2 separate regions of the Homo sapiens genome follow, and region 1 is linked to region 2. Evidence: chromatin loops called from intact Hi-C (ENCODE). Cell type or tissue: heart left ventricle. All regions are shown on one strand.

Region 1 (5,000 bases), 350 kb after region 2:
AGGAGAATTGCTCGAACCTGGAAGGTGGAGGTTGCGGTGAACTGATATGCCATTGCACCCCAGCCTGGGCAATAAGAATGAAACTCTATCTCAAAACAAACAACAACAAAACAAAAACAAAAACAAAAAAAAACTAGGGTGAATAAAGCAGATTTGTTTAGGGCTCTTTAATGGAAGGAGACCAGCAGGGGCTCATTGGTCCACTCAACCTCTGAGAGTGCTGCAGTGTGACCTTTGTTTTGGCTTCAATATTTTATCCCATTTCTCAATAACTGTTTAAAGATTTACACCCAGCTGGGACTAGTCTCTTGAATCTCCTCTTTCTTTTTCTCCATTGTCTTATGAATCTTTATTGCCTGTTATTTTGGTAAGACTTTTACATATGGCAGTGGGTCTGTGACTACTGGCTATAACTGGATCTGGCCAAAAACCAGGCTTGGCCCAGCATTAGGATTTGCGTTTCTGTTTCGCTATTCCAGGTAACAATAATCAAGGGATTATATAGTAACTTTATTTATTGTTTATGTAACATTTTCTTATGTATCCAGTGACCCAGGCACCCAGGAGTTGGATCCATCATTTCTCAGTCCCACTGGTAACTTTTATTTCTACTAATTGATTGTAATACAGCTGTAGTTGGAGCTATTATTTGTAAATTCCACTGGTAATGTTTACCTCCATTAAATGATTATAGCACAGCTATAGTTTTATACCATGAGTGGCCTTGTAACCATCCAGGAAACAAAGGTTTGTCATCCCTCATTCTTTCTCTTCATTCAGTGAGTCAGCTTCAGCAAGTTAATGTCATTCTTGTGCCCACTTCCGATACCATTGCTGCAAGCTTGAGGGATTCCAAAACCAACCTCAGGTTTGATAATTTGCTAGAAGAACTCACAGAACTCATTATATTCATGGCTATAGTTTGTTACGTAGAAATGATACACATTAAAATCAGCCAAGGGAAGAGAGACATAGGGTGCAGAATCCAGGAGGAGTCCAAATGTAGAGTTTCTGATTGCCCTCTCTCTGTGGTATCATAGACAACATTAGCTCATTTCAATCACAGTGTATGACAGTACTCACAGAATATTGTCAAACAGGGAATCTCAGCAAAGCCTTTGGTGATCATTGTTTGTATTGGGATTTGATCACATACCACCCACATGGCTGACCTTTAGTCTCCTGCTGCTTCCAGAATGTCAAACTATTACCTTTAGTTATTCCTTTCTCTGGAGGTCACAGCTATTACTTTGTGGCCCAAAGCCATACTGTGTGCTGTTATATAGTAGGGTCTATGTGCTCATTATAATGATATGTTCCTTTGGTAGCATTTTCCTGCACAGACCATTCCCATTTCATTATGGAATTCTTCTGGGTACTTCCCATTGTAAATCACATTTTTAGATAGTCCAGTGGCCAAAGCCCCCAGACGAACAAAAACACTCGTATCAGCCAAGACATGCCAGAGGCCTAGTGATTGTTTCCCAGTAGCTGAGGGCAGAAGCCAGACCTCTTTCAATAAGGTTGATCTTTCACTGTATTAACACTGTATATAAAGGACTTTTATAAAAGCTTGTAGTTATGGTGTTATTGTCATCATCCAGTTTAATGCCCTCTTTTTTCCAGTAAGAAAAGAAAGGTCTGGGATAATCATGTTAATTGATTTGTTTACATTTTCATTTTAATTAGTAGCACAACTGAGAGTGAAAATGGAACCCAAATAGTCCATCTTTAGCATAATACTTTTTTTTCTCCTCTAGTGGAGCTTATACCTTGCCAATTATTGAATCTTGAACTCCTGACCTCGTGATCCACCTGCCTCAGCCTCCCAAAATGCTGAGATTACAGGCTTGAGCCACTGCACCTGGCCTGAATTACTGAATCTTACTGAGAATAATCATGGAAAAACATTTGTATTTTTTGATCAACCTAGTTTCAGGAAAAGTCTTAAAAGGAAAACAACCTAATTTTTATTTTAGTTTACTTCTGATCAGACAATTTAAGATTTGGAGATATAAATGAGAATAAACTAAAATTTTTGTGTTCAGGAGGTATAGAGAGTAAGGAGACAGATGTACAAGTGGAAAATGAAACATTCAGTTATAGAATAAAAGTTTATAAAAATGGGACAAATGAAGAGGAAGTGCCTGGCTTGGCTAAGGAAAAGTGATACAGAGGAGGATGAGGCTTGCTATGATTTTAAATGCTGAATTGGCATTTTCTGATCCAAAAAGGTTGGAAGGCGTTGTATGAGAAAACAGGTCCTGATTGGGAAATCCCAAGGTCTTGTGCCAAGCTGGCATAGGTAGAATAATTGTGATGGAGTGGAGTAAGCGGTGATCAAATCATAAAGGGTCTTGTGTTACAATAGAATTTTGGAAATATTCCTCCTGTAGGGAATGGAAAGCCATGGAACCAAAATTATCTGGATTAAATCATCAATTTTGTATTTTAAGTAGGTTGCTATAGCTGTAGTATGGTGGGATTTGAGAGCAGCTAGCACATTATCCTGTAATTCATCCCTTTGTTTGATCTAGGTGAGACTTGGATAAATTTGTCTGGTAAAACATGTGCTCGGCCACGTGTGAGGTGGCCTGTACTCCCAGCACTTAGGGAAGCTGAGGCAGGCAAATCACTTGAGTCCAAGAGTTCGAGACCAGCCTGAGCAATATGGTGAAACCCCATCTCTACAAAAAATACAAAAAATTAGCCAGGTGTAGTGGTGCCTTCCTGTAGTCCCAGCTCCTTAGAAGGCTGAGGTGGGAGGATTTCTTGAGCCCAAGAGTTTGAGGCTGCAGTGAGCTGTGATCCAGCCTGGACAACAGAGTGAGAGCCTGTCTCAAAAAACAAACAAAAAACCTGCTTATCTTTGCTTCCTCCAAAATCGCACCAAGATAGCAACAACAAAAAAAGGATGAACAGTAAGAGATAATGGTCACAAGATAGAAATACATTTTTAGAATGTAGGGAGTGGGTGTCAATTAGTGACCAATTTAACAGGATTAAAGAAAACTGGGCCAGGCTTCACGCCTGTAATCTCAGCACTAGGTTTTTGTTTTGACCCCTTGCCCACTCCAATCCCAGCACTTTGGGAGGCCAAGGTGGGAGAACCGCTTGAGCCCAGAAGTTGAAGACCAGCCTGGGCAACATAGTAAGTCCTCATCTGTACATAAAAGTTAAAAATTAACCAGACAGTCTGGGCGCAGTGGCTCACACCTGTAATCCCGGCACTTTGGGAGGCCAAGGTGGGCGGATCACCTAAGGTCAGGAGTTGAGGACCAGCCTGGCTAATATGGTGAAACCCAGTCTCTACGTAAAAAAAAATATATACAAAAATTAGCCAAGAATGGTGGCGCATTACTGTAATCCCAGCTACTCAGGAGGCTGAGGCAAGAGAATTGCTTGTACCCGGGAGGTGGAGGCTGTAGTGAGCTGAGATCATGCCACTGCACTACAGCTTGGGCAACAGAGTGAGACTCTGTCTCAAAAAAAAAAAAAAAAAAAATTAGCCAGGCATGGTGGCGTGTACCTATAGTCCCAGCTACCCGGGAGAGGCTGGGGCCAGAGGGGGAGGATCACTTGAGTCTGGGAAGTAGAGATTACAGTGAGCCATCACTGCACTCCAGCATGGGTGACAGAGTGAGACCCTGTCTCATAAAAAGAAAAACCTGAAATCTAAATGTCATCAGAGGGGAATGCTAGCAGATTTTAGAAAGGTTCAAAATCAAAGCCCCAGATGCTTTGCATGGTAGAAGTGATGGTGGGAACTGATAATGCAGGAATTGATCGAAAAATTGTATGGGTTAGGCGTGGTGGCTCACGCCTGTAATCCCAGCACTTTGGGAGGCCAAGGTGGGCGGATTCCCTGAACTCATGAGTTCTCAGCCAGCCTGGGCAACATTGTGAAACCCCATCTCTACCAAAAACAAAAAATTAGCCAGGCATGGCGGCATGCATCTCTAATCCCAGCTACTCGGGAGGCTGAGGCAAGAGAATTGCTTGAACCCGGGAGGCAGAGGTTGCAGTGAGCCAAGATTGTACCGCTGCACTCCAGCCTGGACGACAGAGCGAGACTCCATCAGGAAAAAAAAAAAAAAAAAAAAAAAGAATTGTATGAAGAGAAGTAGACTCCCAGTGCTTTCTTCATACTTCTCACAGTTGGCAAGCTAACCTCTTCACCACTTACAGTACATTCTCTCAAGAATATGAACAGTAGAGGTTCTGGCTTTAAGGACATTTGGCCCATCAGAATTTCTGATAGGACAAGTGCATTAAATGAAAATCCTTTTTCTAAGTGGTTCTTTCAGCCCCATTTATTTCATGTCAACCAGTTACGTCCCCCCTGAAATGATTAGAGGATTGTTACCTCAGGGAAAGTGAAGGTCCCTGAGAAAAGAACAATAATAAATACTGGTAATAAGTGCCCTACAGTAATACTCACCAAGCCACTCTCACTCACAAAGTGTTTTTCAATAGCTTTTTAGTGCCTCATGCTTAATTATGAATGCTTAGTCAGGGATCCTCAGTCTTCTAAGCACTGATCATATTTTAGGAATTATATATAAATACAATATACTAGGCCAGGCATGATGGCTCATGCCTGTAATCCCAGCATTTTGAGAGTCCAAGGCAGGCAGATTGCTTGAGCCCAGGAGTTCGAGACTAGCCCAAGTAACATAGTGAAACCATACCTGTACTAAAAAATACAAAAATTAGCCAGGTGTGGTGGTGCCCACCTGTAGTCCCAGCTACTTGGGAGGCTGAGGCGGGAGGATCATTTCAGCCTTGGAGGCCAAGGCTGCAGTGAGCTGTCATTGTGCCACTGCACCCCAGCTTGGGCAAAAGAGTGAGACCCTGTCTTAAAAAATAAATAAATATATATATAAATAAATATATATATGTGTAACTGAACTATTTAAACTATTGTGATTTACAACTAAGTTTTTGCCTATCTGATGGCAAGAATTGTGCACTTAAAGTTATTCAGTAGAGGCTGAATA
Region 2 (5,000 bases):
TCTCAGATTAACAGAGGGAATGAGTCCCAGCCAGTATTATCCATGAGAGAATCACATACAATACCAGCTAAGTACAGTGACACTTTGCTCCTCTTTCTCTGATCTGCATGCTGGATTCTATACTAGAGGAATTAGAAAGCAGGAAAGAGATGAGAAATAGTCAGAAAAACACTGAAAGAACAGTCATGCTCTCCTTCCTCAGAGTCAGAAGTAAGAAGAGTTAAGGAGAGAAGATTCAAGCTATATATGAGATTGGACTAAGTTTTTTTTTGGCTGGGGAGGGCGTTGTTTTGTTTTGTTTTTTTAATACAGGGTCTCACTCTGTCACCCAGGCTGGAGGACAGTGGTGCACTCATAGCTCATTGTAACCTCAATCTCCTGAGCTCAAGTGATCCTCCCACCTCAGCCTCCTAAGTAGCTGGGACTATAGGCATGCACCATCACACCCAGCTAATTTTTTTTTTTAATACAGACAGGGTCTTGCTAGGTTGCTCAGGCTGGTCTCAAACTCCTGGCCTCAAGTGATCCTCCCACTCAGCCTCCCAAAGTAGTGGAGTTACAGGCGTGACCCACCATGCCCAGCCCAGACTAACATTTTTAATACCTGAAAACAGGGGCTAGGCACAGTGGCTCATGCCTGCAATCTCAGCACTTTGGGAGGCCCAGGCAGGAGCCCAGGAATTCAAGACCAGCCTGGGCAACATAGTGGGACCTCATGTGTACCAAATACACACACACACACACACACACACACACACACACACACACACACACACAATTAGCCAGGTATGGTGCATATTCCTGTAGTCCCAGTTGCTCCGGAGACTGAGATTGAGGATCACTTGAGCCCAGGAGGTTAAGGCTGCAGTGAGGCAACAGAGTGAAACCATGTATTAAAAATAAGAAACCATGTATTAAAAATAAGAAACAAACAAACAAGGACTCTTGTTACAGCTGAATGTGAGCCAAAAGCTATGAAATCTACCAGAGATTGAAGTTACAGAGCACAGAAGGGAGATTTAGCATAGTATGGTTGAAAGCAACCAAGGGAGAAAAAGTTGTTTCCCATTTGTACCTCTCAGAATTTAGCCTTGGGCTAAACTCATGTTATGAAGCAGTTACCCAAATCAGGCAAAACATTACTATTTAATAAAGCTTGATGGTGGGTGTAGTCACCAGCCTTCAAGATGGCCCCAAGGATCCCCACCTACTGTTATTCACAAGCTTCTGTAATTCTCTGCCACACAAGGGGACCAGGGCTGGTTTGGTTGATCAATAACATATGAGAGTAAGATTAGATTATTTTAAAAGACTGTGGCTTCCTCTCTGTCTCTCACTCTCTTCCCCTCTCCTCTTGCTCTAGGGGAAGCACGTCCTGTGAAGAGTCCCACATGTCAAGGAACTGAGCTTCTAGCCGACAGCAAGCAAGAAACCAAAACCTGCTAACACGGGTGAGTCTGGAAGCAGATTCTCCAGCTCCAGTTGAGCTTTGAGATGACTGCAGCTTCATCTCACACTTGACTTACCTTGCGAGATACCCTTAGCCAGAACCACCCAGCTAAACCACTCTCTGCTTCCTGACCCTCAGAAATAGTGTGAGATAAATTTTTGCTGTTTAAGCTGCTACATTTTGAGGCGATTTATCCCACAGCAGTAGATAACTATTATAGTGTACACATAAATACTTGATATACAAAAAAAACTCATAATAATTTAAATATATAGCACAAAGTTTTCCCCCACGTTTACCATCTTGAAGCTAAAGTAACAAGAGCTCTTAGGGGTGAGGACATTCAGAGAATTTAGAAACTATCCCTGACTTGGATGAAAGATTCTTATATTCCCCTGAGAGCACACTCATAAAATAAACCAGGATTTAGAAATAAGAAATGCCATGAAATTAGTTCCTCTGAACTCAAATTATTGGAATAATCTATAAAATCAAAGGTCGCTGGTATAGGAGTCAAAGAGTGCCACCTGGGAGTGCCGCTTAATATTGCCATAGATACGGCAGGTAGCTACCAAAACAGATTCAAAAAGCAACACTCCTGCAATGCTCCTGACTGACACTAGATGGCGGTAAAGTTTTATCATGCAGTTAAATTTCAATTAGTCTGGCCAGGGTTAAAATAATTTAATGAGCATAAGGCGAAAAAATTAAAAGAACCCTTACTTAATTACTTAGTAAATACTATTTTTGAATTATTATTTCTAAGCTGGAATTAAAATTGAGTTGCTTATACTGATCTGTGACCTGAAACCATTTTTGAAAGGAGGTGGGTTAAAGTGTATTCATTATTCATTTTATAAAAATGAATAGTTTAATAATTGTAATCACTGCAGTATTAGCATCCATTCAGCTATTCCTCATCTGAAATTTGAGATGGTTTCAGCAGAATTGAGGCCCAGTTTACTTTTGAAAGATTGGTATTTATAAATAAGACTAGGAAAGTACTCGAATAATTGCAGGGCATTTTTCATTTCTCTCCTTCAAATTATTCCCTATTATAAGAGGTTGTCTGGCTTAATAATTAATAGCACAGACCTAGAACCAGACTGTGTAAGCTTAAATCCTAGCCCTACTTTAGATTATACCTCATGATCTACCTTATGAATGAGTCACAAATGAATTCATACACATAAAGTACTAGAAACAATACTTTTTCTTTAGAGATTCTATTTAAATATTAACCATTATTATCACTTCACATAAGTTCCCTGAGTCTGAGATAGAGCATGCTATGGAAATATACAGTAAAAACTGAAGCATGAAATCTAGGTCAATTTCCCAATGTCACACAATCAGCAGAATCAAAGTCCACAGATAAAAACAGACGAACACTACCACTTGGAATTGCCCTTTGCTATTGACATAGAGGGTCTGCTTCCAAAAACGACGAGTAAACTAGGAGTAGAACACAAACCTTCCAAATCACAAGCCAGTGACCTGTCCACTGCACCATGACAAACCAGGCTGATTTATTGACTGAAGAAACTCCTAAAAGACAAGTATTTGACAATATTGGCTGCTAGTTAAATGGCAGGTGAAATTCTAAAGTATTAACAGACACTTCTGTCCATTTACTGCATTCTGTTTATCACTTCATGAGGTTCTGCCTTAATTGCCTCAGAGAAGGGAGGATACAACATAATCCAGAAAACAGAATCTTCCTAAAGCTTAGGCCCCAGAAATGAGATAAAAGGTGTAGAAGGAAACCTGCCCTGTTAGGACAGAGCTTCCTCTGCTCCCAAGACTCAGAAGATTTATCTGATAGAGCAGAATGGAGAGATTTGAAAGAAAAGTGAAGACACCAGTGGGCTTCTGAAAAGGGACCCTGGGTCTAACCTACTTTTATCTTAAGCTGAGCCCTATATTTGGGGTCACAGGGAGGAATAATAAAATGTCCAAACACGTTTGGGGATTCTAGAGCTGAGTATCCTGCTCCCCTTTGGGTGGAATCTGGGAGCTATAGGACTCTCTAGTTCCCCACATCTGGCTTGTGCAGAAGTGGAAGGAAAATCTGTATGACATGTCTAGGCAGATGGTCCGCTAAGAGCTTCACAAAGTTCCAAAGCCACAGAGTGGTGTGGTGGCAGAGAATGGTGCCAGAAATGCAAGATGAGCATAGACCAGAGTTTCTCACAGTGCAGCTGGCGAAGAAGCATTCGAATATCGCCAACATGCAGAACGCGGCACAAGCAAAGCTCTCAGAAGCCACAGACCAGAAGAGGCTGGACCATCAGAAACAAAGGAGGGTACGGCAGGGACCCCCCCTAGAAAATGGGAGTATCCTTTAGGATATCAGTTTAGCTGTTTTCAAAGAGACCAACATAACTGAGCCTTAAACAAGATAGAATGCTCATTTCTATCCACATACAAGTTCAAGGTAATACTGGTCAGGGGGCTAGAGCTGCTCTGCACCACCAGATCACCCAGGAGCCCAGGTTCCTTTCATCTTGTTACTTTGCCACCCCACAGAATGCTATCCTTGTGCCCTCACGGAAACAAAGCCAACTCATCATCACCACATCCTCATTCCAGCCTGGGAGAAAGAGAAAAAGGGATGTGCAAAGCTGAGGGTTCAGAGATGCCATTTAAGGGCCTGAGCCAGGAGGAGGTACGCCGTTCCCACTTGCTGCCGACCTGCCAGCCTTAGACACATGTCCACACCTCACTTCAGAGAGGCTGGGAAGTGGGCAGCCTGTGCCTAGGTAAAAATAAGGTAGTTCTTTGACCAAAGAAAGAGTACATGGATATCTGCAGATAAGTGGTGATCTCTGCTATGCTCAGTGTCACATGAAGGCCAAGGTGGATATATACAGGGTACATACAGGGTAAGACTGTATTTTTTCCAATGCCTTAATGCTACATACACCACTCGAATCTTAGATACAACTCTGGGCATTGGGGGCAGGGGGTGCCTGAAATTTAGCTGGCCAGTGTTTATCATATGATTTAAAACAAAAGCTCTGGCCAGATATGGTGGCTCATGCCTGTAACCCCAGCACTTTGGGAGGCTGAGGCGGGCAGATTGCTTGAGCTCAGGAGTTTGAGATCAGCCTGAACAATATGGTGAAACTCCATTTCTACTACAAATAGGAAAGAAATTAGCTGGGCATGATGGCATGTGCCCGTAGTCCCAGCTACTTGGGGGCGGGGGGGGGGCGGCGCCGAGGCAGGAGGATAGCATGAACCCAGGATGCCAAGGCTGCAGTGAGCTGTGACTGCACAACTGCACGACTGCACTCCCGCCTGGGTGACAAAGTGAGACTCTGTCTGAATAAAAAGCTCTGTCCAAATGAGACTATGTTAATAAATAAACAAGGCAATCAAATTGTCTCTCTTGAGCATCTGAACCAGAAATAGATTGAAGAATATGGTATGATAGAGCCGTAAGAGAAGGAGATGCAAAGAAGTCATGGAATCAGGCCGTGAGTCAGCAGCAAAGGTTGCAAGTTGCCTTGAGTTAAATAAATTCATGATGTGAGATAGAAATCAT

Evidence for each region. A loop is a pair of places that touch in the nucleus more often than their neighbours do. Peaks named below come from ENCODE experiments on the same cell type or tissue, not always from the same donor. Only the 100,000 strongest peaks of a DNase experiment are listed, where the experiment ranks them.
Region 1: it touches region 2 in a loop (1.9-fold over the local background); 1 of 110 quality-filtered maps calls a loop at or near these places.

Annotation. Positions count from the first base shown.
Region 1 is chr10:63,362,359-63,367,358 of GRCh38, reverse strand. The region is part of intron 2 of JMJD1C (jumonji domain containing 1C); the gene reads left to right. Among named protein-coding and RNA genes, the nearest start is that of MIR1296, 8.2 kb to the left of the region's middle. RefSeq lists an enhancer at 952-1,453. In heart left ventricle, no CTCF peak of the experiment used is centred here; no DNase peak of the experiment used is centred here.
Region 2 is chr10:63,717,245-63,722,244 of GRCh38, reverse strand. No RefSeq gene overlaps it. Among named protein-coding and RNA genes, the nearest start is that of REEP3, 200 kb to the right of the region's middle. In heart left ventricle, a CTCF peak has its summit at 2,072 (motif pointing right); no DNase peak of the experiment used is centred here; H3K27ac peaks cover 1,373 bases.